Regions from separate parts of the Mus musculus genome. Here all the other regions are linked to region 1. Evidence: chromatin loops called from intact Hi-C (ENCODE). Cell type or tissue: left cerebral cortex. All regions are shown on one strand.

Evidence for each region. A loop is a pair of places that touch in the nucleus more often than their neighbours do. Peaks named below come from ENCODE experiments on the same cell type or tissue, not always from the same donor. Only the 100,000 strongest peaks of a DNase experiment are listed, where the experiment ranks them.
Region 2: it touches region 1 in a loop (4-fold over the local background); 2 of 42 quality-filtered maps call a loop at or near these places.
Region 3: it touches region 1 in a loop (9-fold over the local background); 23 of 42 quality-filtered maps call a loop at or near these places.

The regions. Positions count from the first base shown.
Region 1 is chr14:103,009,451-103,017,450 of GRCm38, forward strand. The region is part of intron 2 of 4933432I03Rik (RIKEN cDNA 4933432I03 gene); the gene reads right to left. Gm34643 (predicted gene, 34643) reads left to right here and starts at 3,425. Exons shown (of 3, transcript NR_166851.1): 1 at 3,425-3,584; 2 at 4,532-4,675. It also overlaps the pseudogene Rpl17-ps7. In left cerebral cortex, CTCF peaks have their summits at 2,513 (motif pointing right) and 3,264 (motif pointing right); DNase peaks (open chromatin) are centred at 2,527 and 3,291.
Region 2 is chr14:103,096,304-103,104,303 of GRCm38, forward strand. It overlaps Fbxl3 (F-box and leucine-rich repeat protein 3), which reads right to left and starts at 3,229. Exons shown (of 5, transcript NM_015822.3): 1 at 2,859-3,229. In left cerebral cortex, a CTCF peak has its summit at 3,529; DNase peaks (open chromatin) are centred at 534, 2,707, 3,404, 3,760 and 1 more place; H3K4me3 peaks cover 3,574 bases; H3K27ac peaks cover 1,927 bases.
Region 3 is chr14:103,534,188-103,542,187 of GRCm38, forward strand. Scel (sciellin) reads left to right here. Exons shown (of 31, transcript NM_022886.2): 5 at 2,775-2,843; 6 at 6,392-6,430; 7 at 7,734-7,811. Among named protein-coding and RNA genes, the nearest start is that of Scel, 25 kb to the left of the region's middle. In left cerebral cortex, CTCF peaks have their summits at 3,377 (motif pointing left) and 5,793; a DNase peak (open chromatin) is centred at 3,367.

The DNA of each region.
Region 1 (8,000 bases):
TGTTTTGGTTTTTAAGGTAAAGTCGCTCACTGGTCTCGAACTTGCCAAGTAGGCTAGGCTAGATGGCTAGCAAGCTGCAAGGATCCAGTTTTTCCTGCCTCTCAGCGCTGGGATTGTATGTTCTCCATTCTGCCTCTCTGCCAGGGGCATCTGGGCACTGCCTATAAGGCTGCCTGGAGAAGGCAGGGCCAAGTCCGGAATGGAGAGTCCGAAGCCTATGTTTCCCTTCAAGGCATCAGACACCAAACCAGAAGGGGAAAGTGGAGTCTGGGACAAATGCTGTGCTTCCAAGATCTCCCCTAGGGGTGTCCAGACAAACGGACACTGCCAGCAGGCAAAAAGCAAATCACTTTCTTCAGACCTTGTCTCATCTGGGCTGTCACCAGAGGGTATCACTCACAGTTTATACGTGTGTGTGTGTGTGTGTGTGTGTGTGTGTGTGTGTCGTCTAACTTAAAATAATGTGACTTTAATAAGGCTTCTCTTTGGGCGATGCCAGATTCAGTCAATTTAACAAAGATTGGCCACCGAAGTGTCTAATACATCATTACAATGTAAAAAAGAAGTTCCCTAACTGTAAATACCTAGGCAGGACGTGAGCTGGGCCAGTTGCCTCTTATTCTCTTTTTTAAAGTCTTATAAACGGAACTCGGAAATTAGGAAGGAAAATCACCTTAAATAAAGTAGTATGGAAAGCAGTGCTATTGAGCACTCTCGTCTCCAGCTATTACAGACTGTGGTTTGAAAAGAACCAGAAGGCTCTTCCTGTAAGCGGCCAGAGGCCACCTGCCAAGATGGTTCGCTACTCTCTTGACCCAGAAAACCCCACAAAATCACGCAAATCAAGAGGGTCAAACCTTCGTGTTCACTTTAAGAACACCCAGGAAACTGCCCAGGCCATCGAGGGTATGCATATCCGCAAAGCCACTGAGTATCTGAAGGATGTCACTTTAAAGAAGCAATGTGTGCCATTCCGGCGGTATAATGGTGGAGTCGGTAGGTGTGCTCAGGCCAAACAGTGGGGCTGGACACAGGGTCGGTGGCCAAAAAAGAGTGCTGAATTTTTGCTGCACGTGCTTAAAAAATGCAGAGAGTAACGCTGAACTTAAGGGTTTAGACGTAGATTCTCTAGTCATTGAACACATCCAGGTGAACAAGGCACCTAAGATGCGCCGACGAACCTACAGAGCTCATGGCTGGATTAACCCATACATGAGCTCCCCCTGCCACACTGAGATGATCCTCACTGAGAAGGAACAGATCGTTCCAAAGCCAGAAGAGGAGGCTGCACAGAAGAAAAAGATATCCCAGAAGAAACTGAAGAAACAAAAACTCATGGTCTGGGGATAAATTCAGCATAAAATAAATGCAGATAAAGTTCAAGGTCTTCTGGTGGTCTTTAATGAGCCCTGTTGGGAGAGAGGTGCTTTAAAATGCAGAAGCATGTTATTAAACAGTGAAATAGATGGTTCAAAACCACGTGACCATGAAAAGAAAAGAGAAAAGAAGAGAGGAGAGAAGAGAAGAGAAGAGAAGAGAAGAGAAGAGAAGAGAAAAAAAAGAAAGAGAAGAAATGATAAGGGGCTGGGCTCCAATTAACTTCATGAGGATCTGTGCTCACATTCTTACGGATATCATGATTACAAGTAAATAAAAATCTCAGCAGCACGTGGGGCAAACAGTGAGGGTTTAAGCCTGAGCTCCATGTATAACTTTAGGATGAAAACCTCGGGCAGAAGGAAGGAACCCCTAGACAGATGTGCTCCACGGAATAATTCAGGATCGGGCCTTCCTCTTTTAAAGCTTTGGGGTTTTATTTATGTGTGTGTGTGTTGTACACTTGTGTGTGCATGGCATGGCATGACTGTGGAGGTCAGGGAACGGCTTAAGGGAACACACACAGCTCACACAGAAAACCGGAGACCGGGTCCCAGCACCCACATTGTACAGGTCACAACCTCCGGCTCTTCTGCTCTCCATGACACTTGTGGCCATGTGCAAATAACTAGCCTCACAACACACACACACACACACACACACACGCACGCACTCACCACCCAAAGTATCTATTTTCACTATTTTTGAAATATATAATACATTAGTTTTATACAATCCCCATGCTATGCAACAAAACACCAGGACATATTCCTCTATGCACTGAAAGTTCTCATTGCTCAAGATCTCCCCGTTTTCCACCGACTCAGCCCCCTCAGCCACTAGTGTCTGCCATGCTGTCCTATCATTTCTGTGACTCCAATACCAGGAATTCCACACATGAGTGAGATCTACAATGTTTGTCCGCCTGTGCCTGGTCCATTCCACTTAATAGAATCTTAATAGGTCTGCCCATCTGGGCCTGCACAACAGTAGTTTACTCTTCCTGGCTGATTAACATCCAGTTTGATATGTAGTAAGTACATTTTGCTTTTTTTTATAAGATTTAATTTATTTTTCATCGTGAATGTGTGTCATCTGTTTGGATGCATGAGTGCAGTAGCCTCAGATGACAGAAGAGGGCGCCATGCCCTCTGGATAAGCAGCATGCTCTCATAACTGCTGAGCCATCTCTCCAGCTCCGACGTATTTTTCATCAGTTGATGGGCATAGATTGTTTTTATATGCTGGCTATTGTAAATACTGCTATAATAAATGTAAGAGGGTATACACGTCTTTGACATACTATTTCAATTCTTTTTTATCTAAACCCAAAAGTTAGAAGCCATGCTCATGCGGTAATATTATTTTAGGTCTTTAAAAAAAATTGCTGTTTCCCGGAATATCTGCGTTAATTTTGAGTAACTTCAACAGCACAGAGGCACCCTGTCTCCTCCATATCTGCAATAGCTTTTTGATTCAAGTCCATCTAACACGACTGAGGTAACATCTCAGTGGATCTTATGTTTTCTTTTGAAAAAAAAAATCTGTCAAAGCCACTTGCCGATTTTGACAGACATGTGCTCTCTTACGGTGGAGTAGATTGAGCCCCTTGTGAATCATGGACATCTGGCCCCTGCCACGCTACGGTTTACAAATATTTGCTCTAAATCTGTGAGTTGTCTCCTCACTACGTTGCTTTTTTTTTTTTTTTATAAGAATAGACCCTGTTATAAGCACTTTTGGAAAAAATGTCACAGATTTCATAACATCCATTTCTACATCTTGAGCATTTTTCCTTTGTCACTCACTAGGGGAAATTTTAACTCAAAATGCCCAGTGTCTTGAGGAGCTAATGACTCACGCAGCATTGTGCTCAGTGGATGGAGAAGCCACCTCTGTACAGTAGGTGGCACTGTTCTCCTGAGTTCTCAGGAACTGTGGGTCTGAAGGAGCCCGCTCTGGTGTGGGAGTCCTGTATTGCCCTTCCTCCCAAGTCACCAAGGCCACTCCCTTAAGTCCCCCTGAGGTGGAACTATACCAAGTCTGTCCCCTTTCCCTGGAAGTTCCCTCAGCCAGCAGCATCCTTTCCTCCTGTGCTCCACCTAAACTGTTTCTCCTGTTCCTTTTCCCTCCAGATCGCTACACAATGTCATGTCTCCTGAGACTTCCTCTGGGGCCTTCCAGGCAGAAGTATGATCCTTCTCTGGGTGAGTCCTCAGCCCCCTCTACTGCAACACAGTTACATTTTAAGTTGGTTCACGTGATAAACAAACTTAAGGGGCACTTACTGCAGAGTAGACACTGTATCCAGTCTTTCCAGTCCTGGGAACACAGAGTGACAATTGGCATACGGGATCTATTGTCAACAAGCTTAAAAGCTAGAGGAGAAGACAGAAACACTGACACGGGTGGGCTAGGCGAGTCTGGGGAAGCTTTAAGGAGGCACTGAGTATGGAGACAGGAGGGGCCAGGTGATGTGGTGTCTGAGGAACAGAAACCATGGAGTGCCTAGAGGAGTCTAGTGAGAGAGGCTGGGAAAGGAAGTTAGAGGAGTCCAGTGCTGGCTGCAGGGGACCTACGTTGTGGCGCGAGGAGGGCTGGGGCTGGGCTCAGGATTCTGAAGTTACACTGCCTCCAAGTCTGTCCATTTACCAAGTGGGAGCAGGACAATTAATTATGCTTTTCTCTGTCTCCTTTTCCTCCATCTATAAACAGGATGTACACATCTCACTGGGTTATGTGAATATAGTTATAAGTTGATATAAAAGCTTTAAGACTAGTAGCCCACACTGTTTTTTGATGAATATTCATCATCCTCTAATAGCTATTCATCATCACTATTATTGGTTTCTGTCTTATTTGATGTTTTCAGCTTCCTGGGGACAGGAACTCTCCATCTTCAACATCTAACTCTAGCATATAATTTCTAATAGACACACCCAAAATATGTGCAGAACAAAAATTTCCCATGGGGAGTTCCCATGTGGCTAGATGGTTTGTTGTAATACTAAGCAGTTGGGGTTCTGACCCATTGAGTCTCGGGTTTGATTTGTGTGTTCCTCTGTGATGGTTTGTGTATGCTTGGCCCAGAGAGTGGCCCTATTAGGAAGCATGGCCTTGTTGGAGTAGGTGTGTCACTGTGTGTTCGTTTAAGTCCCTCACCTTAGCTGCCTGAAAGCCAGGCTTCCACCAGGAGCCTTCAGATGAAGATGGAGAACTCTCAGCAACTTCTGCACCATGCCTGCCTCGATGCTGCCATGCTCCTGCCTTGATGATAATGGACTGAACCTCTGAACCTGTAAGCCAGCCCCCAATTAAGTGTTGTCCTTATAAGAGTTGCCTTGGTCATGGTGTCAGTTCACAGCAGTAAAACCCTAACTAAGACATCCTCTAATGTAATAAAAAGCTATTTTTGTTATTCCACATACTCATAAAACTCTAGAGGTGGCAAGATGGTGGCAGCCATCCACTTCAAAATCTTGATTAATGTAAGAACTTGTCCAACCTCTGCAGCGCTCATCTCTGCTTTAGCATCTTGGTGAAAGACAACTTGCCTTCAGCAGCTCATTTCTCCATTACTATAGGCCTTTAGTATGGTGGAGGGCTTAAGGGGTTTTATTTTTTACTTTGTATTGATTATTTATGAATCTCACACCATGCACCTCAGTCCCACTCAACCCCCCCCCAAAATCCCTCCACATCTGCCCTCTGCCTCTGCAAGCTACCCCTCCCACCAAAGAAACAAACAAACAAACAAAAACCCAAAAATACAAACAACAAAAACAAACAAACAAACAAAACATCTCACCGTAGAAGCTGTGGTGTGTCACAGTGTGTCGCAGTGTGTCACACAGTGTGCCCTTTTGCCCAAACAGCTTTACTTGCAGAAATTCACCGCCGGGAGTTGGTCTGGTCTGAGCCCCTGGCTTCCCCTACACTATCAATACTGGATCTATATCGGGACTCCATTCAAGCATCCTGTGCCATGGAGACCCTGCAGCCTTAGTTGTGCAGGGACTGCCCCTTCTTGCACTCTAGCAGTTCATAGATGGGGTAGAGGTTGGGGTGGACCACCTCAAAGTCCTGGATTTGGGCCTGGGTGATAGCCGAGCTGCTTGGCACAACAGCTCTCTTGTGCCCACAGAGCCAGCCTTCCCACTTTGCATAAGTAGGGGGCCGGCACCCACCCACGCCACCAAGGCCAGCTCTCCCATACTGCCTAGGTGGAAGCCTGGCCCACTTCTCCCAAGTGTGGCAGTCAATAAAGAGGTGGCCAGCTTGCATAGCCCTTGGACATCAATGTGGCCACAGAAGGCAGACCAGACCAGACCATGGATATCCTCATGGCCTTTGGTGGCCAGACAGAGCCTTGCTGTTGCAAGACCACAGACCCAGACAAGGCCAGCAGCAGAACAGGCCAGGACTTCACCATGGCCTCTGGTGGCAGCTCAGGCTACTCACATCATACTGGTCCTCACCACCCTTGCTTTTCCAATTTTTTCTCTCATCATACTACAACACTAACTGTTCTTATCTCCCATTTCTCCACCATGTCTGTACACCATGTCAGCCCTCTGAGTGTCACCCCAAGCCTATATAGTTCTTAATGTTGTGAATAAGAAACCAACCCCCCACCAACCTGGCCCTAATTCTAACCTTACAGAGCCACAGCCTGAACAGCTGCTTCTATCCCTTTGAGGAGCAAACAGTCCTTCAAGTTACTGAAGACAATTGCATTTTAGGATTTAAAAACATCAACAGGTCAAAAAACCTAACACTGTTACCAGTTACCTCAGACTTCCATACAAGAACACCATAGACTGAGCCATTAAAGTGCATATGTGTATTCTTTCCCGGGTTTCAAACAGCAAGTTCAAACTCAAGGTGGCTATCAGAGGAGCCATCTCTAGGGAATATAACTCAGAAAAGAGCTTGCCTAGCTTGCACGACGTCCTAGATTAGATTCCAGCCCTGTATAAACCAGGTGTAATGTTGTATGCCTGTAATCCCACCACTCAGGAAGATTGGAAATTCAAGGTCACCCTTGTGCTACAAGAATCTGTCTGCCTCAGATACTGTGAGAGCCTGGGTCAAACAAACAAAGAACCAAACAAAAACAATTCTGATACAAGTGAGGTGCTGGACAGTACAGTTCAGACCATCAACTGTCTGAGCTCTGTACTGGTTTGCACAAAGGCGGACATTCCCAGACTAACAAGCCCAGAAATGAAATCAGCCATCCGAGGGAGTTAGAAATTGTGGTATTCATGGAAAGGAAGTCACAGTAATAAGTTCCGCCTGTGGCCAACTGAAACACCAAGAGTGTTTGTATTCTGCTTCCTAATAACCCAATAAGAGAACTGGAAAAGGAAACTGACCTGGGTTTAACACTTATCCTCTGATTTTCTCAGTATCCTTCCCGAGGTCACAGACTTTTCAGTTTGGTCTGGAAAAGATCACCAGTTGTGTGCTTGGTTGGTTTGTTTATATTCTTGTTGAGATGGCTCTCCTATAACTCAGGCTACCCTCACACTCATTGCGTGGATGAGGCTACCCTTGAATAGCTGACCCTCCTGCCTCTAGCTCCCAAGTACTAAGCAGGCATGTGCCACCCCACCAGCTCAGCAGTTTTGCCTTGGTTTGTTTCTTCTGTAAATTTGACTAGAATGGTTGGTAAAAATTCATCCAAGACTCTAGAAGACAACAGCGTATCTATACGCTGTCCAAGAAGCCCCATCTTAAAGTGAAGGGTAAGATGGAGATTGTTTCAACCATTCGGAAGCTTCTCTGTACCGTCAAAATACGATCTATCACAAAGACTTTTATTGAAATCCTCGTGAATGACAACCCCAGTTTTGTAGGAATGAGGGTCATATGGAGAAAGTATTTATAGTTTTCACAAATTATCAAAGAGATCCAAAAACCACATTTTCACCAGAACCCTGAGAGCCAGTGCCTGTTCAGACTGCAGAACTTGACAGCTTTAACCAAGACTCAAACTCAGGCATTTCAATATCAAAGTCTTCGGAAACATACAGAAGAGCTTAACGTCTGAAATATATGCCATAGGCACTATATTTGGATGCCTAATTAGTCAGCTTCATGTCCAGATCCATCCCAAATTAGCCAAAGATTCTGCTGTAAGAGACAGAGGAGGAGGAGAGGAGTGGAAGCACTGAGTTACCTCTTAGGTGGAGCCCAACTCCTGCCCCACCACCAGTGCGAGAGGGTGAATAAGAGAACTTCCACATGGATGCCCCATTTTGACATCGACATGGCTGTCTGTATGCGTTGATAACAAGCAGGTAAAGATAGAACCTACAAAAGACCTTCAAACACATCTGTTTCCTGGGCACTTTGGGTGCTACAGCAGTAACACTACGTCAGCAATGACCCTGCCTGCCTTTTGCTGATAATATCACCTGCTGCAAGCTGCAGGGCATCCTTTGATGTAACACTGAACACTTCCTGCGTCAGAACAATGATAGAGCATCCTTTGAGGGAAACAGCAAACACTTCCACATTTCAGCTACTTTGGCAGCATTCTCTAATGGCACACTGTTATACAATCCATGGAGAACTGGTCCAGTAAGAACAGAAAGGGGGCTCTTTGAGGAGAAAGA
Region 2 (8,000 bases), 87 kb after region 1:
CAGTACAAGACTGTCAGATGCTTCAGTTTGCAAAATGGTGATCTTTTGATACAGGGTTCTTGACATCTCAGCCCAGTATGGAAGCCATCACAAAGAAGTGACTGTCCCCAGAATGGGAAGAGCAATTTAATTTTTCTTTCAAAAAAGGGGAGGGAGCAGTGGTGTAGAGAAATGCCCTGGCAAGAGCATCACTAGCTTAGGGTAACAGCTGAAAATGCGCAGTGGGGCGGCACAAGCTCCAGCTATGTTCCCCAATATGCTCTTTTTCTTTCTACATTGTATACAGCTATTTCATGTAATCAGAGTTCCAAAGGACACATCTTCATTTGTTACTTTATTTACACTGCACTCTAGTCTAACCTGGACCATTCCTTGGTACTAGTATTTAGTCTAGGATCTACCATGATTTTTAGAGAGCAATTCTAGTAAGGCGCTGGTCCAAACAAGACTCAAAAGGATGGCTTGACTCCAACCAACTTGTGACAAATCATGTCGCAAGAATCGGGTTCCTCCGTGGTATGAAGGATATGCGTCTGTACAGACTTTCTCATCCAGAGGCTGGCAGAGAAGGGCTGAGGGCTGGAGAAAACAAACAGGATGGCAGAGAGCACAACCCTACATCGTCAGTCCAGGAGGCCTTGAAAAAGGAACTGTCTCCTTTGTTGTTCCTGCATCTGACTGTATGCACACACACAAAAGGGCATAGTCTCCAGGAAAAGCAGAATTCAGAAAACAAAATAACAGATGACAAGATGGCTTTATGGAACATTCAAACTTATGAATCTATGAATAGATTTTTATGTGTGTTCAAAGTTAGAATGATCAACACTGACATTAAATTAAAATAAAAAGTCCTTCTATGGGTAAGCGTGTCATTATGACCCATTTTCCAACTTTAACTTATCCTGAAGGCTTAACTTTAATTTTAGCATTTCAATTTGGGTCAAAGAACGAAGAGTCTGCTACTTAGGACTCAAACTTTCTTACTGGCAGAAACTACTCAGAATTCTGAGATAGAGATTCAAAAAAGAATGACAAAGTCTTCCTACTTCCAGACCTCCTGCCAGGATGCTCTGCTGTATCTGGCGAAATCTTCTAAAGCCAGACCATAAAGATTAAACACTTCATTTTACAGTCAAGTGTACAGATTCAAAACCAAAACGAGGACAGCAGCCTTTCTGACAACACTCTAAGGACACTCTGCTGACCCTAAGTTTATACAATTTTTATGTGAGACAGGCTCTCTATGTGAGCCTGGCCAGCCTGGGAATCAGAGATCCACTGCTTCTGCCTTCCAACACAGTCCCATCTAAATAAAGGGTATTTCAATCCCCCTTTAAGTTGGGAAGGCAATGTAAAGTCACCAACGCTAAGGAAGATCAAGTACACGGTTACACTTGATCTAAATATAAACTGAACACATGGATCATCAAAGTATATATTAGTACTTATTACTTTATGAATAGCTAAGAAAGTCTATGGACTATCATAAGCATTATGAAATTAATGTCACTCTTAATGGAAAACTAATGGACCAAAGGTTAAAATGTGCTATGTACTATTAGGTGTAAAATTAACTAGTGAATAAATAGCTAATAACATTTTAAATATTGCTTTTCCTTGTTGGCCTTTTTAATTCGAAATTTCCAATGCTTTTATTTTAACTATCTGCACATGAAGCTCTGCTGCATAAAGAACAATTCGGTGCATTCACTAGTACACAACTAGTTTAGAGTAATGGGTTTTATACTGCTTCTAGTGGAAGTCAAAGTGCCCTTTATAGCTGAACAGGAAGAGTGTGGTGTATAAAACAGGACACTAAATATCAATGCGATTTCCTAAGCACAGAAAACTGGGCTCCAGCAGTTTTGATTTATTGCAGTGTTTCAAGAACCCAGAGAAAGTATGGTGGCAACAACTTTAGCTAGTGTTTACATCAAGTGTCCAAGATGCAACTAATGAGGGACACCCAGTAACTTGAGCATCACCAAGAATTAGTGAGCTAATCAAACATTTCCTTAAACTGAAACCAAGAGCCAAACTTCCCTTACTGTCTTTAAACATTTACATATTCTGGACATGCAAAAAATATTTTTTAAAAAATTTGTACTTTAGGTTTAAAAGTCCCGTTCTGGCATTACATTTGCATATGCCCTTTTGTTTTGTTTTTCATAGAAGGAAACCTAACACACATTCTTTGGCTGAAATACAAGAATGGAACAATACGAAAAAGATTAACTCTCAGAATGGTGAGAGCACAGTGGATATAGATGAACTGGGACTGGACACACAGACAAGACACAACCGGGAGCCGGCACACAGGTAACACGGGGCGGGTTACAGACATTTTAACATCTACAGGGACATTTTTTTTTTAAATTCGCCTTTTGGTGTAAGCAAAAGATACAAACATCTGGGCAAGTGGGATAGGCACCATTACCAACAAAACCGCCGCCCGCTCTCACCTCGCACGCGGCTCGGCGATGCCCTGCCCGGGCGGCTTCCGGGTGGTGGTCTGCAGCACGCGACCCGGGCGGCTGCCCCTAAGTTCACCAAGTTTTCCACCGTGCGCCTCCCCGGCCCGGCTTCCGCACACACTGACCGCCCAGGCCCCCGGGCTTTCCAGCCGCCTGCACCCGCGCCGCCCAGGGCGAGCCCGGAGGAGCCCGTCCTCCTCGCTGCCCCGCCACGCGCGGCCACCGAGCGCGCGCCGCGCCGGCCACGCCTTGTTGACAGACACCGAGGCCCGGGCGCGGCGGGGCGGGGCGTTGTTCCCGTCGCGCCCCGCGCGCGCCCCCGGCCGCCGCCGCCGACCTCCCCGCCCGACTCCGGGCTGCGGCCCCGAACCTCCGCCGTACCTGCTGCCGGGGGCGGCTTCCCCCACACAGCACCCCGGGCCGCGCGGACGACGGCGGCAGCGGCGGCGGCGGCTCCCGCGCCTCTCACATGAGGCCTCCCGGGGCCCCGTCTCCGAGCTCCCGCCGTCGCGGCCCCCCGCGCTCCGCCCGCATCCGAGACGCTGGTCCCGCGGCGGGCGCCGACGCGGCTCCACCTTTGCGGCTCCGGCTGCCCCGGTGTGTGGGGAGGAGAGCGTCGCGTCCCTTCTCTGTCCCGCGCGGTCTGTGTCCTTCGCCCCGGCACCTCCTCGTCGCCCGCCCGAGACGCCCTAGGCGAGCAGCGATCGACAGCAGCGAGCCCGAAGCTTCGGCCCAGTTAGGGAATCCAAAATGGCGCCCGCAGTTCGCGGCCGCGCGCTTGCCCCTGCGCGTCCCCGCCCGAGGGGGCGGGCGCGCGGCCGAAGGGGCTGGCCGGGCGCGCGCACCGAGGCGGCTCCAGCCTCCCGGGCTGTCCCTGGCCAAGTTTGTTTAGGGGCGGAATGTGGGCGGGTTGGTGTTCGCCAGACGTGGCTGGCCTTTCCCAGGGTTAAAACCGGAAAGTTTAGGGCGGGGGAGCCGACGCCAAAGGCGGAGGGAGTGTCTGCAGGGCGGGACGCACCCCTACCGGACGTAAACATCACCTGACAGCGACCCACCTCCGCGAGGAGGGCGCGGCCAAGGGAGCCTCTGAGGTTGCTGTCTGTACCTAGAAAAAGAATAAATAAATCAACGTGGTGGACGTTGCGATCACTACGGGTTTCTTAAGACAATATTTGCATTTCCATTTTTCCAAGGCTTTTTTTTAATGAGTCATAACTTTTTCAAAATCACATTTACTTATGAAACAGAACCCCCAAGTCTGAGATTTCTTTTCAGAAACACGTAAAGTGTGAAGAAGCAGATGGCTAATTAAAAAAAGACAACCCCCACTCCTCGCTCCCGGGTGGTGGAGCGTTTTGTAAGTCAAGGAGTCTTTTAAATGCTATCAAATATTTGACTTTTTTTTTTTTAAGTTTGGACTTGGAGATACTGAGTTTTTCCTAAAATAAGAAAAGTCCCCAGAAAATCTTAAGGTTAGCTGTATACCATGCCTTCTGCTTTTTCTGTGTTATTTCTCCAAAGTAAAGATCTCTTCTCTCTCTTTCGTTTCCTACCCTCCTCAGTTTTCTTTATACTGATTTTCATTTTGTAGATCAGGCTGGCTTGGAACTCTGAGATCCACCAACCTCAGCCTGCTCAATGCTGAGATTGAAGAAATGTGCCACCACACGGAACAAAAACATGCTGAACTTTAAAATGCTTTTATGTACTTGTTTTTAATTTACTATTAATTTTATAAGCTTTTCGTTTTGTTGTAGGTGTGAGTGTGCGCGTGTGCGCGCGGCGCGCGCATTTGAGTGCAGTGCCCGTGGTGTCTGGAGTGGATGTTGGATTCCTTGGAGCTGGAGTTATTTACAGGCAGATGTGAGCCACTCATCCTGAGCGCTGGGAACTGAACTCAGATCAGCTGGAAGAACAGCAAGCACTCTTAACTGCTAAGCTGTCTCTCTAGCCCAGAGTAAATTATTATATTTTTTAAAAGATGAAGTCATGAGAACAGGTTCTGTCACACACTTAAGACCGTCACCATATAATGTACATTTAAACAAACTAGAAGAAAGGAGTTTTAATCTTTTTAACCAGAAAAAAATATGTCTGAGGAGTTAGAATGACTAACCCGATTTAAACATTAGACGTTGTGTATATGAACTGAAGGGGCTGGAGCACTGCTCTGCAGTTAAGAGCGCTTGGTGATTTTGTAGAGAATTCCAGCTCCCACGTGGTTCACAGCCATTCATAACTCCAGTCCCCGGAGATCTGATTGGTCCTTGAAAGTGGAGCACAGACATACGTGCAGGCAAACACTGATACACACAAAATATTAAACATTTAAACTGAATACACTAATCAGAATATCACACATTATACCTTAGGAGGTGTAATCTTCTGTATTAATGATTTTAAAATGTCAAATAAATGAGAACAACTACTGAGAATAAGAGTCGAGGTGAGCACTGTTCATTAGGAATCTATGCAAGGTACTCGTGCAATTTAGGTTTGTAGCTCCACATTAAAAGTTAAAGGTCAGTTGGTGACAAGGCTCAGCTGGCAAAGCTACTTGCTGTTCAATCTCTTGACCTGAGTTTTATCTCTGGAAACCAAGGTGAATGTGGAGAACTGACTCCCTCTGACCTCATCTGGAGAGCACAAGGGACACACACACAAAGTTAAAGGGTGGCTGGAGAGTTGGCTCATTGGTCAGGAGGACACACCAGTTTTCACCCCCCCTCAATGGGCCACTCACAACTGCCTGTCATTCCAGCTCCAGGGGATTGGAGCGCATCTGCTCTCTCTCACATGCACAGACCCACATAAAGGGGACAACATCCATTTTATTTACGTAATCCAATACATCCAAAGTAGTATTTCTACATGTAAGCAATACAAAAAAAAAAAAATCAATCACTGGGCTATTTTCTGTTTTTCTCTGTGAGACTCAGTTGGTAAAGGGTTACTAACTAGTTCACAGGCTTAGGGAAGCCCAAAACATGTCAAGGATGTGAATGAAGCCCATTGTAAAATAACCAGAGGCTTAGTGGCTTAAAATAGTAAAAAAGGGAAAAAAGTATTTGTGCAATTCTGGACATAAAATATCCAAAACGGGCTAAAATCAAGGTGTCAGCTGGCCACGGCCTTTGGGATGTGAAGAGGGGAACCTGTTCAGCTGCTTTTCCAGGGCGTCTAGGTTCTTCATGCTTGACTTGTTCTTACATGTTTAAGGCCAACAGTGGATCATCACTGAGTCCTGTGTGTGCCTTCTCCCTCCCTCTATCCCACCCTTCTTCTCTCCCTCCCACCCTTCCTTTCTTCTTACCCTCACCCCCCCCCCCACACACACACACACTTGTATTCCCTATCAGAACCTGGTTGCTTCTTCTTTCCCCAACTGGGACCCTTCTGTTGACGTTGACCACACTAGTTAACCCACCCTAACCTCATTTCAAAGTCCATATCCTCCCATTTGCAAGCAATACATTACAAAGATGAAGAGCCGCAAAGTTGGGAAGGGCATCCTTGTGCGCCCTCCTAGCCTTAGCACAAAGGTTAGCTACCGTAAGCCATCAGTAAATGATTTAACTCCTTAAACTACACCTGCAATTTTCATGTTTGTGTTCTGTGTATGCCTTGTTTCCCAGAACTTAGCACGGTTCCACGCACCCATTAACTCACAGGATCCATTCAAGCGCCTGAGAGGAAGTCAGGGTTACTAAGCAACTGAGGACACAGCCTTGCCCTCATCAGAGCTTGTTGTCAAGTGCTGACCTGGATGGAGCAGGTGCTCAAATATTTATTAAAGAAGTCAACAAAGCCAGACAGTTTACATACACTTCTGAGGAATACTAATGCCTTCATTCTTAAACTCTCTCCAGCACAACCTCTCTCACTTCTGCTTTTAAAAACTTCCCAGTTTCTTCAGGACCCTACCTGAATTCGCTTATTTAGAGAAAATGTAGGGCATGTTGTTACAGAACCTGTAACTGAGAAACTGGTCCTAGAAGTGACTCTCTGAATCCATGGTTACTGATTGGACGGACACTGATATTCAAACTTGGCTTTTATTTCAGGTTTTATGTATATTTATTACTGGCTTTCTGACTCAGGGTCAACCCTTGGACTACATGTGTGCCTTGAACTGTGTACTCGTGGAAGCCAAAGGGCAACTTGCAGGAATTGTTTCTCGTCTTGTTCTATGCCTGTCCTTACGTAGAGCAGGCTGTCAGGCTTGACAGCAAGTGTTTTTACTCGCTGAGCTATCTCCATGGCTCTGTTTCTCTTTGTATGATGTGCGTGCGTTTTCGTGTGTGATCACAGTGTGTGTATACCTTGGAGCACTTGTGGAAGCTGGCTGGGGAAGGCCAGCACTTGTTTGACAGCATCTTGCCATCTGACTATGTTGCTTGAGGCAGGGTCCCTTATGGTTCCCGGTTGTGTATACCAGGCAAGATATGCTTCCCAGCATTCTCTTGCCTCTGCCTCCCAGATCATCCTAGGAACACCGGGACTGCAGGTCTATGTTAACATGTCTGGCTTTTATGGAGTCTCTGGGAATCTGAAGTCAGGTACCCACACTTGCTCAAGCAGGTACGAGTCCCACTGAGTCATCACTCCTGGCCCTTGACTTTTATCCCATAATTCCTCTTCATTGAGACTTCTTCTAGAAGTGAAATAATAATAATAATAATAATAATATTATTATTATTATTATTATTATTATTATTATAGTTGGTTTTCTAAGGTAACTTCGATCACAACATACTTGTCTGGCTAGAAATGACTAGGTCTGGACTCTCGCCAGGTTTCCCTGGACGAGAAGCCTGGTGGCTTTCTCTCAGTCAGAAGCCGTACACATCACCTGTGTTTCCACCCAGAGGCTGTCCTGGACCTAGATTCCACCCTAGAAGGAGCTGAGCCACAGCCCTCCCACTGAACTGACAACTCCTGGGGAAAAAATAGCCCTGTCCTCTTGCAACTTGGTCCATATTACAAGTGTCCAGTTACTATCCTATCCATGATACTACAGCAGTAGCATCACATAGCAGAACCAGCTTGGGCTTTAGGGCTAGGAAACTCTAGAGTTTTGTATTTGGGATTATTTTCCCTAGCAAAATATTGTAGAAATCGAATGCGGTCCTTTCTTTAAACAGCAGAATGAGATGACTAACTTGTCTGCAGTTGGTAAATAAAATACCTAATTTTGAGAATATTAAGTGAAAGTTCTCCTCACCTGTGCACTCATTTTCCAGATATTTTACTGTGGAATTAAATCACTTTTATAAATATTTGGTTTGGGTTTGGTATTTTTATGAAAAAAAGAAAGATTAAAAATTAATTAAAGTAAGTGGCTGACTCAAGGTCACAGCAAACAGGACACAGAAGTGCTTAGAGAAGTCAGGACTTATCTCAAGTGTCCGTCGAGCCATGCCATCTCGCATGGATGGTCTTAGGCGATTGGCTATAATGTCCTGCTCTTTACAGTCATCGAGTGGAGCATGTGGCTTCAACCAGGTAAAACAGGAGAACAAA
Region 3 (8,000 bases), 520 kb after region 1:
GGTTTTAACTCTTGTTTAAAGTTACTATTAAAAAATCAGTTTCATTTTATACATATGAACCATATATCTTGTTTAAACTTGTCCCTTGCCCCCATTTCCTGATTTATTGTCCTTGAAAGTACTTCGAAAACAATTTTATTTTATAAAATAAGATATTGGTCTATCAGTATGATGACAGATTTTTCAATGGAGTTTGATTTTTTTTTTTCTGTAGGAATTTTAATTTGCTGTTCTGGGGTCTAGAGGCTTACCACTGGTGCCTCTGCCTTCCTTTTCGTTGTTTCAGAGAGTGGAACCTGGTTTACAGTGGTCCCTCATTTCACCAAGTAAAGAGACCTTGATTATTTGAGTCAAACAACCAATGAAAATTGTTCCGTGCATTTTAAGTAGCCTGCCCCTGGATCACTAGAGGGCACACGCATGCAGCATGAACGTGGAAACTGGCAGTGAGAGCCAAGGCTTGCCTTCTCAGTGTGCCCACAGTACACCTTAGTATAAGGGCATCTCGATGCCATCCATACTAACTTCACATTTGAAATCATATTGGTTTCCTGAATTCCTCCTCTTGGTGGCCAGCATTTTGGCTAAAGCAGTTAGCTAAGCTTTGATCACCAGTAACAGGACTCTGTGGACCCTAGAGACGACCTATAGCTAATATCGCAAAATAAGTCTCCTCAAGAAGTATGGCAGCCTCTCCTGGAACTGCCTCAAATGCCTCTGCTTGTCACTTCTCAACCCAGCCCCAGAGGGTTTCCCGAGGCAGTCGCGTAGCCTCGGGGGCATCTGTTGGGTTCTGAGAGTACAGAGATGCATGAAACAACCTTGGATGCTTAGAAGCTCTTACACAAATGGAGGAGAGTTTGAGCTACCATAATCTTCACCATAAAAAAGTAACTATTGTACAGATTGCTTTGGCCTGAATAACCTCAGACCCCACCCACCAAGGAAGTGGCCTTTGGTGGCTGCCACTGCCCGGAGAATGAGGGGGAAGTTTTAAGTGAGGCTGGTTGGTTGGCACAGGGGAGGGCTTTCCGACAGAGGTGAGAGTGTGCACAGAAAGCTGTTGGAGCAGAGACTGAATCAATATATTCCCATCACCTTAGATAACAGAGTCATATGATCTGAAACTAGAAAATCGCACTATGTAGTTCTTTGGGCGGATCATTTAATCATGTCAAATCGAGTTGATATCACCTATGGAATATCCTTAGATCCAGACATTGAGCGGAAAACTAGATCCACAACAGCTCCAGCTTCCATAGAATCTGCATTTCAGTTGAAGGTGGAAGAGGGGGAGGAGAGAATGAAAATAAATAATACTACGTATTGCTATAAGTCCCCATGAAGCCTGCTCTCTGCTGGGCGCAGGACTTCAGGAAGCATCCTTTCATGCTACGAGCAGAACACATTCAGGCAAAGCCTGAAGCTTGTGCGGAGGGGCTGGGTTTTGTTTCCACTGTAAATTTGTTTATGTTTTTGCTTCCTGTGTTTGCTTGTTTGAGGTGCTGGAAACAGAATCCAGTACTTTTCACATAGTAGATTTGTTTTGCTATAAACCATTTGCAGGGGGCCTTTTGGTGGAGGTCATCAGCAGCCCCCCCACCCCCACTGAGTTTACGCAATACGTGAGTCAGAACCACAGCGTGGCTTCTGACTTCACATGGAAGTTTTCTGTAAGACTTGAGAAATGTAGTGGAGAAATTTCATTTCCTTCTTTTCTGCCTTCTCGGTTATATTCCATCCGCCCATTTATAAATGTTCAGGTCTGTTTATCCTCAGAGCCTAGACCAAGCTACACCTTATCAGAAAATCCTCTGATTCTTACATTTAACACTTGATTTTTTAACTTATAATTTTCTTGAAATTTCCCCCCTCTTTTATAACACCTAACACTTTTGGTCTTTGGATATGCGTCTGTAATTTCTCCCTCTAACCCCGAGTGGGTAAACAAGATGCATTTTCAGCTAGTAAAATGTTTCTATATTGCCTACTTCCAAATATTTGCATTGAAAATAAATATACTACTTCGAGTTCAAATGTAAACCAAGAATTGCAAATACAATAAATCACTCGATAATCTCCCACAAAGCCTGCTCTTTGTGGGTCACAGGACTCCAAAAGTATTAAGTAGGGCCCTTCTATTTGATCAGATGGGTAAATCTTTCTTCTCTTCCTGCATTTCTCCAGTTTTCCCTTATTGTTCCTCTCCCATCTCCCCTTTACAGTCAGTCTATCATTTCATCTCTCACTTTCTTCTCCCGGTTTCTTTCTGGATTTTCTGTTCCTTCTCTGCACGTTTCTTTTTTCTTTTTTGCACCAAGTGTTTGGCCTCTGTGCCTGTCCATGGTGCTGAACGTTAAAGAAGGCGGTTTTTAGGAGTTCGCCCCTTGCCAGAGCATCGATTAAAACTCAGAACACAAAGATAGTTGCTACTCTGCGGGAACCCACACTGAAAGGGCATACGCAACTGACCACCATTAGCATTCGTTTCATATAGCCTTAATTTCAGTGTGAGTATGTTGCACTTCGGAGCTTTATGAAGGTTTGGAAAAATCATCAGAACCAACAAAATATCATTTATTAGCAGTAAGAATTGAGCTTGCCCTAATTAATTCTACCCAAGTCAAAATTTGGAAGACTTGTGTACGCCAACTTTGTCTTACACTGGTAACATGTGCCCTACCTAGACAAATAGTTCGACATTTTTTTCAAATTTATGATAGGTTTTATAGGCTATTTTTGTAATTTTGTCTTCTGGTAATTGTTTTCTACAGGAAATTAATAGAGAGAGATGAGCCAAAAGCCACAATTAGCCGGTACAGATCTGAGGACATGCTGGACAGGTGAGGTGCTTGTGACCCATGACAGCGCTTAAAATCACCATGTGCTAGCATTGCATCCCATTTTTACAATGCAGTGTGGGGAGGGGGGTGGGGGGGGGAGTCCTTACTGGAGTGTTCTTTGCACTGGCGCTGTCTTATGTCAAAAAGAAGCCTCTGAAGACTGAATTGTTTCCTCAATGCACAGAATCTTAGCTAGAGATATTATCTTCCAGAGGTCTAGATTTTAGGGAGAAGTAGATTAATTTAGAAGATTATGACTTGAGTGTGGGGTATGGGCTGGTTAGACAGAACCTGCATGAAATCTGTTAGTTCAATGTAAACGGAAGAATATCAGTCCGTATTCCAATCGGGGTTCTTCCACTCTGATGCTGGAGAAAAAAAACAGCTTCTGAGAAACTATTTGTAAATATACACGTCGTTGTTAGAAACATGAATCGTGCTAACGAGTCTTAAATAAATAATCTGTGACATGAAAACTAAAGATCCTGAAACTAGAGATTATTTTTAAAAGACGAGGTTAGGGCGCCCCCTAGTGTTCTCTTGTGGGAGTAAAGCTTTCCCTTGAACCTTTAAAGAAATTAACTATTTCTTTGCAATAAATGTTGCATACAATCGATTTTGATGGTATTCTCTCTAACTCCACACCCAGATCCATCCCTTCCACGGGCACTGTGTTAGTTACTTTTTTGTTACTTTGATAAAACGGTACGACCAAGGCAATTTATAAAAGACTTATTTGACTGGCTTCTGGTTTCAGAGGGTTAGAGTCCATGATGGTGTAGTGAAGGGGCAGCTGAGAGCTCACATCTTGGTCACAACCACGAGGCAGAAGAAGGGAGAGCACTCTAGGAGTGGTGCTTGTACTGAGTCCTGGTGACTCACCTCCTTTAACAAAGCCTTACCTCCTAATCCTTCCCAACAGATCCACCAACTGGGGACCACTTGTTTAAACAAATGAGCCATGGAGACTGCTCCCATTCAAACCACCACACTTACACAACTTTACATTCTGTGTTTTTCCCTAACCTATCAAGACTAATTCATGTTGATATGGGATCCCCCACCAGAGTGTGGTCAACTTATGAGGGGATAGTTTTAGAGAAAAACTGCCTCTTTCCAAGAAGCTAACGGTCACCAATAGTTCCATGGTGAGGAGTGGCACTTCTTATTCCCATCCTCAGATGCTGGGACCTGGTCTGGTTTTGGCTTGCTCAGGATTTATGCATACTATCACAGCTTCTGTGAACTTATATGCACACCTGCCCTGCTATGTCCAGAACACACCATTCCTTTGTAGCTACCCATTTTAATCTCTTACACTCCTTCTGCCACTTCTTCTGCCATGAGATAGATCCCTGAGCTCTGACAGGAGGGAGTAGGCTGTATATATTCCTTTTAGGGCTGGGAATTTTGCAGTTTCTTATTCTCTGCACCTTTGCCAGTTGTGAGCCTCTGTGTTAGTCATCATTTCCTGAAAAAGAAGCGTCTCAGGTGTGTTAATGTATGGCTCTACGGAGTAGATTCAATAACATGTCCATCTAAGGAGAACACTAGGTTCTCTTCTAGGACCCAACCTTAGTCGATTTGTTGAAGTAAACTAATTTGTTAAGATAGCATGTTCTTAATCTGTCCCCACTTCTCCCCAAACCTAACTGGTTTAATAAAATAGATAATGGCTTCACTCATGAGAGTCTAGTATTCAGGGAGTGAGTGATTCAGGCAGCTAAGTTCTTTCTACATATAAACACTGCTGCCTTCGATCCATGGCACCAAAACTGTAGTGGAGGAGAGAGAAAGAGCTAGAGTGTATTCAGGCAGCTGTACAGTGGATCAGGATGTGGTAACAACATTTCTATTCACACTTTTTAAAACCCAATCGAAAGGTCCCAACTTAATGGCCACCCTAAGTTGGTAAATGTGGCTTCTGTCTGCTCAGGAGAAAAAGAAATTGATTTTGGCAAACACAGAGCATTATGCGACAGATTTTTTTTAAAGACTAGTGAAGCACTTCACTGATACCTTTTACCAACATAGGAAGTAGAGTCATTACACACACACACACACACACACACACACACACACACACAATTGCACTATAAAAATATGAATAATCACAGGTGAGTTAAAAATCCCAGTGAGTCAGGAAGGAGAACAATTAACGAAAGTATACACTCAGAATCCAAAGCGATATCCAGGTGGCCTCACCAGCTCCTCTTTTTTTTTTTTTTTTTTTTTTACTTTCAAAGACTGTAAAACGTTAACACATGGAAAACAGTTCTTTTATAAGAAAACGACTAAATGTAAAATTGTTCAGGCATGAGAGAGAATCTGTAAGAAGTTTGACAAGCCAACCACTGCTCACCGTTGTGTATGAGGGGTGTCAGACAGAAGTACTGTCACCAAAACAGACAAGGCCCAAACCTTGGATAACCAACTAAGCGATAGGTACTAGCGCACACTACCTTTGGAAAGGTCTCAAATATATTCTTTTCTAAGTGTTATTTATTTTTACTTAACAACTCACAGTCATGCTTAATGTGTTTTTGTACATTCTCACCCTCCCTGTATTTAACAATGAATTCTGTGAACATTTCTTTCACATGTGCATAGAATACGTTTTGGTCCTATTCACTGCCACCCCTCCCTGCAACTCCTTCTAGATCTAGATCCATGTCTTGTCCTCAGCATCCTTTTTCAACTTCTATTTCTTTTTATTTTATGCTCATGGATGTCTTGCCCGCAGGCTTCTCTGTGCACCGTGTGCATACCTTGGTGTTGGAGGAGGCCACATGAGGGTGTGAGCTGCTATATGGGTGCTGGGAATTGAACCTAGATCCTCAGGAAGAGCAACCAGTGCTCTTAACTGCTGACCCCGCCCCCATGTCTTTAATGCTCCTTGTATAGCCCAAGTCAAATGAGCGCTGCCTATGTAGTCATGGGTGTGGCGCCATCTATTGAAGCACAGCCAGCCTACAAGAAACTGCAGTCTTAAAGAAAAACTTTGTCCTCTAGAAGCCATTGACTGACAATACCTCTTCGGCTGGGGGGGGGGAGGGCTTGGATTTGCAATATTCTGGAATGGTGACTGGCTTGATCTGGTGCAGCCTTGTGCAGGCCACACTACCTTCTATAGTTTTAGAACAACAGTTCTCAAGTACTTACTCACAATAGAATGAAATGTCTGGCTTACAGGCCCAGAGGTTCCATTGCTATGGGCCTTATTCTTACCGCATGCCCCTGTTCCAGTATTAAGGTTATTCATTTTACATTTGTATTGCTAAGAAAATTGTGGAGTTTAGCATCTTAAGACATTGGACTTAAATAATAATGAATTTTCTGAAGAAGAAAACCTTGAGCTCTAGTACAGGAGATTTTAAGCATCATGAAAGCATCTTACCAAATTAATTCAAATAGTTATGGATTTATTTCCCCCCTCAAGTAATCTTTAGCTTTTCCTAGTAACTAAATTTGTGGACAAGCAGAAATAAAGGAAGCATTGATTTGGTTCTCACCATTGCTCAAACTACACCACTGTTTCTTTCTTCTAGAACACTGTCCTCATTTAGAACGCCACAATCAACCAAGACGTAAGTACTTTCTTAAACTGATGTGTGTTTCCTTGTATGCATTTAAAAACAACCAGGGCTTACCACGTTCAGGCAACATGCCATCAGAGAACCACACCCCTGTGCCGTTGGCCGAGTTAGAAGCAGAGGAGAAGAAACAAAATAAGCTTCAAAGAATCAAGTACTATCTGGCTGGGCTTGCACCATAAGCGCTCATCTACCATCACTGTAATCAATCACGAAGGCCTAGATCAATGCCTTTAGCCTTATGTTTAAATATGTACTCAGCGCTGGAGGGTTGGCTTAGTGGTGAAGAGCCCTGGCTGGTCTTTCAGAGCACCCAGATGTGATTGCTAGCACCCACACGGCAGCTCACAACCCTCTGTATTTTCAGTTCTAGAGTCTCTGGTGCCCTCCTCTGGCCTCCTCTGGCACCAGCTGTGGAAGTGGCGCACAGAAGTACACACAAAGCAAAGCAAAAGAACGGACTCGGTCTTTCTCCCGTTTCTTAGGCAACCAACTCTTTCTCACTCCACGCCTCATCCTTTTTCCCTCAGTGCTGAATCGTGAGATATCCAATATGAGATATCAAATATATTTCCCTCGGCATATACTCCTGGTATTTATAGGCAACACAAATTAGAGGAACTTTTCAAATGTTACTTTAAAAAAAAAACTATTTATGGATAAAGTTTTTATGCTGGATCCCAATCTTAATGTGTAAAACAGTCCCTGGGTCATTGCCATTTTCATTCATTCATTCATTCATTCATTCATTCATTCATTCATCATTCATTACCTATTAATTAATTTGCCTACTTCCCAAATGCTGTTCCCCATCCCAGTCCCTCCCTCACCAAGTCTCTCCACTCCATTCCCCTCTCCCTTTCTCCTCTGAGAGGGTGGAACCACCCCTGGGTATCCCCCCACACTAGCACATCAAGTTTCTGACTAATTAGGCCAGACGAAGCAGCCATGAAGACTGACCTGCCAGTCTGCTACATATGTGCTGGGGTGGGGACCTCATTCCAGCCAGTGAATGCTCTTTGGTTGGTAGGGCCTTATTTTTTTTTTCTTTTGAGGATCTGAATATATTCATAAATGCCAAGTGGAGGTTACATTGTGTATCTTTCAATTTTTTTCTTAAGATCATATTTCTAATGCATAGTATGATTCTGTCAACCCAACATAATAATGAGGTGAAGAGAATGCAAATCCATACCATGTCACGCTGATTAGCCTGGATGCCACATGATTAACACCATGCATGAATGACTTTCTCAGTCAGTTATGGTGATGACCTTTTGCTCTTCTCGTTGAACAGGCCAGCTGTCAGCTCCTTCAATGCAAACACTACCGCCACAGCTTCAACCCCCGCTACCACTCCTGTGAAGAAAAAGAGGTAAGATGGGGACCCTGTGCTGCCTCTTGCCAACATCCTGCAAAAGACTTTTTACTGACTGCCAGATCGCCCCCCCCCACCCCACCCTGAGGCTTGAAGCTGTGTCCGCAACTGCTTTTTTTTCAACTAACTCAGTATCCTTAGGGCTTTGAAACTGTGGGTCATGAGTTTACGCTTCTGCTACTTTAG